Linked DNA regions of Homo sapiens: region 1 is linked to region 2. Evidence: read pairs that join two places in POLR2A ChIA-PET (ENCODE). Cell type or tissue: HepG2. All regions are shown on one strand. Links, peaks and the distances in the headings refer to the core of each region. The heading gives the core; the rest is flanking DNA. Region 1 overlaps TLE2 (TLE family member 2, transcriptional corepressor). Region 2 overlaps LOC105372242 (a long non-coding RNA gene).

Region 1 (4,380 bases), core at 276-4,275, 51 kb before region 2:
CACTGTTGAGATTCTTGAACAACAAGGAATTAGAAACTCCGGGATGGGCTCGTGGAGAGGCAGACCCCACAGCGGCATATTCCCAGGTGAAGGAAGAGTGCCTAGCACACACTGCAATCCTCCTTGAGCCCCCACAGAGAGGGAGGTGTCACCCAGAGCTGTCCCTCCCCAAGGAGAGCTCTGAGGAAAGCAGCAGCTGGACCTCCATCTAGGGGCAGGCTCTGTTATCTCGGCTTCATGTCATCGCCTCCCCTGCCTCCCCTGCCTCCCAAGAAACTTCGCATCCTTGTCTTGCGTCTGTCTCGGCTTCCCATGACACCATCGCACAAACAGTGACAGCCACGCAACACCGGCACCCGCGAGAGAGTGGATGGGACGACTGTGGGGTCAGGGAGGACCCCTGAGGGCTTCTCCAATACAACGGAGCTGACCCATCCCCTTGTAAGGTTTTTCCCGCAGTGGGAGGTGGGCACTTAAGATGGAATGGGAGCCCCAACCTCTGGCGGTTGCCATGGTAACCTGCCAGGAAGGGAGGCCTTGAAACCGGGAGGGGAGGCCTAGAAACCGACATACTCTTCCCTGGTAAGTGTAGGGGAGGGGTCTGGAGAAGATTTGGGGTGAGGGGAGCTGCAAAAGGAGCTGAATTTCTAATGCCCTGGGGGTGCTTTTAGATGGCTCACATGCCTGGCATTAAACTCCAGGAGGTCCAACTGAAAACTTGTTCCTATATTAATTATCTTTCCTTCCGGGGACAACATCTCAGCTTGGGGCCGGTGTGTCTCTAAGCGCCTCTGGAAGGGCTCAACACATGCAGGCCTGAGTCCAGCCTAGCTGGCTGGGCTTTCACTATGTTTATTTCCATGGGATTTCCTATTGATTGCAAGAGAGAGACCTGCTTTCCATGTAAGGTAGTGAATTGCCTTTTAAAATTTATCTACAAAGCTTCTTTACAAAGTTGCCTTTTAATATTTACTGAGGTTCAACAAAGTCAGTCCAAGCAGGAGGTTTAAAAAAAAAAGCACAGGGAAAGGGTGGACAATGCCAGCCCGGCTGGCTGATTTCTCATCACTGCCCTCTGCATCATGGGGTAGCGTCTGCTTCGGGGCCCCCGGGATGAATAAAGTGAGTTTCAAGGCCCTCCCCTCCTCCTTACCAGGATGAGCTCCTTGGCTCTAGGCAGCGGTGAGCCAAGGCTAGAGGCCAAGGAGGCTGGACTGTCCACCAGGTCCCGACGGGCAGGAATGCAGATGGGTACCTTTCCGCAGGGGGTGGTAGCCGGGCTGGGGGGCTCTGAGGGTTGGTCCTGGGTTTGAGGAGGTGACGTTGAGCAGAGTTGAAATGAGAGGGAAAGAAGAGTCCCTTCTCTATCCTCCTCCCGACTCCCACCCCAATCTCTAGAATGGGTACCCATGACCCACCATGGGAAGATTATGAAATCTTCTGCTGCCTCAGTTTACTCATCTGTAAAATGTATTTTTTTTTTTTTTGAGTCTCGCTCCGTTACCCAGGCTGGAGTAATGGCCCACTGCAACCTCCGCCTCCTGGGTTCAAGCGAGCACATCCAGCTAATTTTTTTGTATTTTTAGTAGAGACAAGGTTTCACCATGTTGGTCAGGCTGGTCTCAAACTCCTGACCTCAAGTGATCCATTCGCCTCAGCCTCCCAAAGTGCTGGGATCACAGGTGTGAGCCACCACGCCCGGCCTGTAAAATGGGTTTAATGATAGGCTCTACTCCATAAGCACCCATAGCGAGGACTATATAAAGGCTTGGTTTTATTTTCCCATTGAACAGATGGGGAAAAGTGAGGCCAGGGAAGGGGGTGTCACTGCCCACAAATCACTCAGTGAACCTGGGCTTGAAGTCACTCCCTGTGCAGTGGAGAGGAGGTCGGCCAGAGGTGTCCCGGAGTCCCTGACGCTTCCTGACCCCATCCCAGCTGTCCCACAGAGCGGGGAACCAGGATCCCCACTACCTCTGGGTCCTCCCAGTCCAGAAAACCCACCCCTTGCTCTGTGCCCAGAGTCGGGGAAGAGGCTGGACCCCTGGACTCACCTCGTCCACCACCAGATTGTAATCACTCTTGTCTTCGTCGCTTTCCTGGGGGAAGATGGGGGAGAGAGCTCATTGTGGTCATGCCCCTGCCTCCACACCCCCTATCCGCTCCTCAGGAGTTGGAGGCATGAGCCCAGCCAGCCCTGGGGCATGACTGGGATTCTCAGACCACTGCACCCGTTTGCTCATAGCAGAAGGGAAGGCTGCACGTGCCCGCATCCGGGAAGGATGTGGGGAGGCAGGGCAGGTGGGCACCTTGTGGAGAGGACTTTGAAGGATGTGGACTACATGAGTGCCCTGTGTGACTCCCGGCCCTCTCAGGCCTCAGTTTACCCCTCTGCATGGTGAGGGGAGAGCCAGAGACCAGCAATCATCCTTACCGCCTTCATAAAGACTCCGCCTTAATAAATAAATAAATAAAATTCATTGCCAAAGAAAATAAGACTCCACCTTAATAAATAAATAAATAAATAAATAAAATTCATTGCCAAAAAAAAAAAAAAAAAGCTATTAGGTAAAAAGGAAGATTTAAGGCTTCTCTGAGAAACAGCAATATTGGCCCACCCTGAGCCTGCCAGTCTCCGGGGATCAAGTTGCAGCTGCCCCTGTAGGTGGGAGAAGGGGCTCCCCAGCTGGCCACAGCCCCATTCCCCACATTCGGCCTGGCCCCTGGGATGCTAGAGTTGGAAACTACAAGTGTGCAGCCGTCTGGCAATGAGAGGAGGTCCCAGCCTCTAGGAGGTGGTCAGGGAAGGCTTCTTGTAGGAGGTGGCACTTTGTTTCTTGATAGAAAAATGGGTTTCTAAAACATGTGTGTTCTAGGGAAAGAAAACAGCTGGAGCAAAAGCTAGAGGGTGGGAAAATGGCTGTACGGCCAAGAGGCCGCAGAGACTTCAAGCAACTGGAGTTAAGCCTTGCATTACAGGATCTCCTCTGATTGGTCAGTACTCTGAGTAGTAGGGAGCTATGGGAGGCTCCGGAGTGAGAGAATTATGGCCAGAGCTGGGCTCTGGAAGGCTCTGAGGGGCCAGGCTGGTCTGGGCCATGCACGCCCATCCCAGTCCTGCACCTGCCCCCACTCACATAAGGTCCTGATGGCTCCTTCTCATCTGCTCTCTGCTTCCCGCCACCACCAGGGCCACTCGGTCGCTCCTCCTCCACGAGACTCTCAGGGGGCGAGGGAGATGCACTCTGCGGAGAGACAAAGGCCGGGGGGAGAAAGGGTCAGGGCCCTGGGCTCCTAGATTGCATTGTGATCCAGCCGAGACTGAGGGTCCCCCACCATTATTAGGGTCCGGACCTCAAGCTTCCCATCTGGGAAATGGGAGCTTCCAACGGCTGACTCAGTGCTAAGGTTTTGTTCTCTCTTCTGTTTTGTTTTGTTTTTGACGGAGTCTTGCTCTGCTGCCCAGGCTGGAGTGCAGTGGAGCCATCTCGGCCCACTGAGACCCCCGCCTCCCGGGTTCAAGCGATCCTCCTGCCTCAGCCTCCCCAGTAGCTGGGATTACAGGCGCCACCACCACGCCCAGCTAATTTTTGTATTTTTAATAGAGACAGGGTTTCGCCATGTTGGCCAGGCCTATCTCGAACTCCTGACCTCAGGTGATCCACCTGCCTCGGCCTCCCAAAGTGCTGGGATTACAGGCATGAGCCACCGCAACCAGCGCCTTACTTCTTCTGCAACCTCTCTGACATCTATAATTATTTCAAAATTAAACCATTTTGGCCGGGCGCAGTGGCTCACGCCTATAATCCCAGCACTTTGGGAGGCCGAGGCGGGCGGATCACAAGGTCAGGAGATTGAGACCATCCTGGCTAACACGGTGAAACCCCGTCTCTACTAAAAATACAAAAAAAAAAAAAAAAAAAAATTAGCCGGGCATGGTGGCGGGCACTTGTAGTCCCAGCTACTTGGGAGACTGAGGCAGGAGAATCACTTGAACCCAGGAGGCGGAGCTTACAGTGAGCCGAGATTGCACCACTGCGCTCCAGCCTGGGCGACAGGGCAAGACTCAGTCTCAAAAAAAAAAAAAAAAAATTAAACCATTTTTTGAAAAACTTACTGACACAGCTCACATGACATTTCTGTTGGGGAGCACCCACAGATATTGCTGAACGGCTGATGGCTAGGCGAACGGAAGTGAGGATGGGAAGAAGGGTCCAAGGTCATGCATTCATTTATTTAATTACCCGAAAAAAGCTGGAGGTTGAAATTTTTTTTTCTTTTGAGATGGAGTCTCGCTCTGTCGCCCAAGCTGGAGTGCAGTGGCGCAATCTCGGCTCACTGCAACCTCCGCCTCCCGGGTTCACGCCATTCTTCTGCCTC
Region 2 (4,380 bases), core at 265-4,264:
TGGGGAGGACTTGGGATTTTGCTCTGAGTGAGGTAGGAGCCCTGGAAGGCTGTGGGAGGAGGAGGGACGGGACCTGGTGGTTGGTTGGTTTGTTTTTTGAGATGGAGTTTCGCTCTTGTTGCCCAGGCTGGAGTACAATGGCACAATCTCAGCTCACCGCATCCTGGGTTCAAGTGATTCCTGCCTCAGCCTCCCGAGTAGCTGGATTACAGGCACGTGCCACCACGCCCCGCTAATTTTGGAGTTTTAGTAGAGACGGGGTTTCTCCATGTTGGTCAGGCTGGTCTTGAACTCCCGACCTCAGATGATCTGCCCGCCTCGGCCTCCCAAAGTGCTGGGATTACAGGCGTGAGCCACCGTGATCAGCTGTTTGTTTGTTTTTGAGATGGAGTCTCACTCTGTTGCCCAGGCTGGAGTGCAGTGATGTGATGTTGGCTGACTGCAGCCTCTGCCACCCGGATTCAAGTGATTCTCCTGCCTCTGCCTCCTGAGTAGCTGGGATTACAGGTGCGCATCACCACGCCTGGCTAATTTTTGTATATTTAGTAGAGACAGGTTTCACCATATTGGCCAGACTGGTCTTGAAATCCTGACATCAGGTGATCCTCCCGCCTCCACCTCCCAGAGTGCAGGGATTACAGGTGTGAGCCACTGCGCCTGGCCCTGGACTTGGGCTTTTGCTCTGAGTGAGGTGGGAATCCTGGAGAGCCGTGGGAAGAGGAGGGATGGGACCTGGTGGCGGTTATTAAAGGATCCCTCTCTCTGCCACGCAGAGAACAGGTCCCAAAGAGGCTACTGAAATAAGGCTATGACATTAAGGTCCCCCTTTGGCAGGTGCGAAACACAGTCTCTTCATCATCGTCATCCACTAGGCAGCCTGCTCCCTTGAATGAATGCAATTGATTTGGGCCTTGGGTGTTCCCATCTGTAAAATAGACTTGGAACCCCAGGCTCCTTACCTTGGCAGGTAAGGGTGATAGCCTTCAGTGATCAAGATTAATAATCTTTAAAGCAGTGTTTTAATATTTTTATTAAAAAAAAATTTTTTTTTTGAGGTGGAGTCTCACTGTGTGGCCCAGGCTGGAGTGCAGTGGTGCCATCTCGGCTCACTGCAAGCTCCACCTCCCGGGTTTATGCCATTCTCCTGCCTCAGCCTCCCGAGTAGCTGGGGCTACAGGCGCCCACCACCACGCCCGGCTAATTTTTTGTATTTTTAGTAGAGACGGAGTTTCACTGTGTTAGCCAGGATGGTCTCGATCTCCTGACCTCGTGATCTGCCTGCCTCGGCCTCCCAAAGTCCTGGGATTACAGGCGCGAGCCACCACACCCGGCCTAAAAAAATTTTTTCAGACACAGTCCTCTGTTGCATAGGCTAGAGTGCAGTGGTGCAATCATAGCTCACTGCAGCCTCCCACTCCTGGGCTCAAGTGATCCTCCGACCTCAGCATCCTGAGTAGCTGGGACTACAGGAGTGCACCACCATGCCCAGCTAATTTTAACATTTTTTGTAAGCCGGGAGCAGTGGCTCATGCCTGTAGTCCCAGCACTTTGGGAAGCCGAGGCCAGTGGATCACAAGCTCAGGAGTTCGAGACCAGCCTGGCCAACATGGTGAAACCTCGTCACTACTACAAATACAAAAATTACCGGGGTGTTTTGGCGGGCGCCTCTAATTCCAGCTACTTGGAGGCTGAGGCAGGAGAATCGCTGGAAGCTGGGAGGTGGTGGTTGCAGTGAGCCAAGATCGCGCCACTGTACTCCAGCCTGGGTGACAGAGTGAGACTCTGTCTCAAAAAAAAAAAAAAAAAAAAGATGAGGCTAGAAAGGATTAGGATTTTGGATTTTTAAGATTACTACTACTTGGTGGCCGGGTGTGGTGGCTCACACCTGTAATCTCAGCGCTTTGGGAGGCCGAGGCAGGCGGATCACCTGAGGTGAGGAGCTTGAGACCAGCCTGACCAACATGGAGAAACTCCGTCTCTACTAAAAATACAAAATTAGCCTGGCATGGTGGCTCACGCCTGTAATCCTAGCCACTTGGGAGGCTGAGGCAGGAGAATTGCTTGAACCTGGGAGGTGGAGGTTGCGGTGAGCCAAGATTGTGCCACTGCACTCCAGCCTGGGCGACAAGAGCGAAACTCTGTCTCAAAAAAAAAAGAAACAAAGAAACAGAGATTAATACTACTTAGTAACAGCCAAGCCTTCAACCAACCGCAACACCCTTGTTTTTCCTGCAGGGCCCTGAGAGACTGCGTTCCTAGACTGCCCCTGAAGCCAGTCCTGCCGCTAGCACCCCTGCCACCCCACCCCCACTGCCGTGGGGACCAGACACCCCCTCTCCTGGGAGGCCACCTGCCAGTGTTTATTTAGGCAGGCGCCTTCCGGTATCAGTGTGCCCGCCCAGTGACCAAACAGCCCCATTTTCGAAGCCCCCACACTGTCAGGGGAAGCAGAACTGGACACAGATACCTTGAGCACGGTGAGGTGAGGGCTGGGCCACCCACAGGGACCTAGGCCTGTGAAGGAGAGAGTCATTGTGAAATCATCGTTTTTAGAAAATAGGTTTTTTTTCTGCATAGAAGGCAGCCCAGAATGGTGGCCCACACTATAAATAATCAACCAAGCCACACAGGTCTGTATGTTTTTGCTCCGCACCAGGGGCTGCCTTAAGCACTTTAACCTTTAGGTACAGTTGTCACACCCATTTTAGAGATGGGGGGAAAACAGGCCGGCAGGGTGGCTCAGGCCTGTCATCCCAGCACTTTAGGAGGCCGAGGCAAGCAGATCACTTGAGGATCAGGAGTTTGATACTAGCCTGGCCAACATGGCGAAACCCCGTCTCTACTAAAAATACAAAAATTAAGGCGTGGTGGTGGGCGCCTGTAATCCCAGCTACTCTGGAGGCTGAGGCAGGAGAAGCGCTTGAACCCGGAAGGCGGAGGTTTCAGTGAGCCGAGATCGTGCCACTGCACTCCAGCCTGGGCGACAGAATGAGACTCTGTCTCCAAAAATAAAAAATAAAAAAAAAGAAAACGAAAAAAAATGGGGAAAGTGAGTCACAGAGAAGTGAAGTGACTTGGCCAAGTGGGTAGGGGGCAGAACCACGATGTTATCCCAGGCCTTTGATCTTGACCTTGGGCCTTTGAGCACTCTGCAGTGTGGCTTCTGGCCGGGACACGATGGCAGCACGTGCTGCTGGGCTGAGGAGCTGGGATTTTACCTGGAGGGCACTAGGGAGCCACAGGAGGTTTTAGAGCAAGATTCTTCAGTTAGCGCCATCGCATTCCACCCTGGGCGACAGAGGGAGACTCCATCTCAAAAAATAAAAGTAGATTGCATCAAAATAGTGTTTATCCTGATGACTTAGGTATTTGGCATCCCCTTAGCTTTTTTATTTTTTTTTGAGACAGGGTTCTTACTCTGTCACCCACGCTGGAGCGCAGTGGTGTGACTTCGGCTCACTGAAGCCTCGACCTCCCAGGCTCAAGCAATCTGCCCACCTCAGCTTCTCGAGTATCCGGGATGAAAAGCGTGTGCCACCACGCCCGGCTAATTTTTGTTTTTCATAGAGATGGGGTTTCACCATGTTACCCAGACTGGTCTTGAACTTCTGGGCTCCAGCAGTCTGCCCTCCTGGGCCTCCCAAAGTGCTGGGATTACAGGTGTGAGCCACCACGCCTGGCCCCTCTTAAGTTTGACACCTGAAAAAAGGACCTCACTCTCGGCCGGGCGGGCTCACACCTGTAATCCCAGCACTTTGGGAGGCCGAGGCGGGCAGATCATCTGAGGTCGGGAGTTCGCGACCAGCCTGACCAACATGGATAAACCCCGTCTCTACTAAAACTACAAAATTAGCCGGGCGTGGTGGTGGGTGCCTGTAATACCAGCTGCTCAGGAGGCTGAGGCAGGAGAATCGCTTGAACCCAGGAGGCAGAGGTTGCGGTGAGCCGAGATCACACCATTGCACTCCAGCCTGGGCGACAAGAATGAAACTCCATCTCAAAAAAAGAAGAAAAAAAAAAAGGACCTCACTCTCAAGTACACTCATCCTGGTCCTAGCCCTGCCTCAGTCAAATAGCAAAGTCTGCTTTTTGGACATTCTGGCCCAGATCATTCATTCTCTTGGGGGGCAAGGGGCGTCCTGGGCACTGCAGGGTGCTGAGCGGTGTCCCTGGCCTCTACTCACTCCATGCCAGGGGCACCCCCGAGATGTTCCGCCCACAGGTGTCCCCAGACATCACCCAGTGTCCCGTGGGGGGCACAATGACACGAGAATGAGCACCCCTGGCTTAGAGCATGGAAGAAACAGGGCAGCTGGTGGTAGAAGATTCTCCCCGGTAGTGTGATGGGAGGATTAGGCGAGAGATGGGCAGCCTGGGCTG

What was found. ChIA-PET counts read pairs that join two places held together with the same protein. Peaks named below come from ENCODE experiments on the same cell type or tissue, not always from the same donor. Only the 100,000 strongest peaks of a DNase experiment are listed, where the experiment ranks them.
Region 1: POLR2A ChIA-PET joins it to region 2 with 5 read pairs; 10 of 35 experiments call an interaction of 5 or more read pairs at or near these places.

What each region holds. Positions count from the first base shown.
Region 1 is chr19:3,012,516-3,016,895 of GRCh38, forward strand. TLE2 (TLE family member 2, transcriptional corepressor) reads right to left here. Exons shown (of 20, transcript NM_003260.5): 9 at 3,138-3,245; 10 at 2,055-2,099; 11 at 1,154-1,303. Among named protein-coding and RNA genes, the nearest start is that of TLE2, 15 kb to the right of the region's middle. In HepG2, for the core only: no CTCF peak of the experiment used is centred there; no DNase peak of the experiment used is centred there; H3K27me3 peaks cover 320 bases.
Region 2 is chr19:3,063,515-3,067,894 of GRCh38, forward strand. LOC105372242 (a long non-coding RNA gene) reads right to left here. Exons shown (of 4, transcript XR_001754027.2): 3 at 3,219-3,312; 4 at 2,432-2,514. Among named protein-coding and RNA genes, the nearest start is that of TLE5, 3.2 kb to the left of the region's middle. RefSeq lists silencers at 2,257-2,446, 3,355-3,563. In HepG2, for the core only: no CTCF peak of the experiment used is centred there; DNase peaks (open chromatin) are centred at 2,387 and 3,147.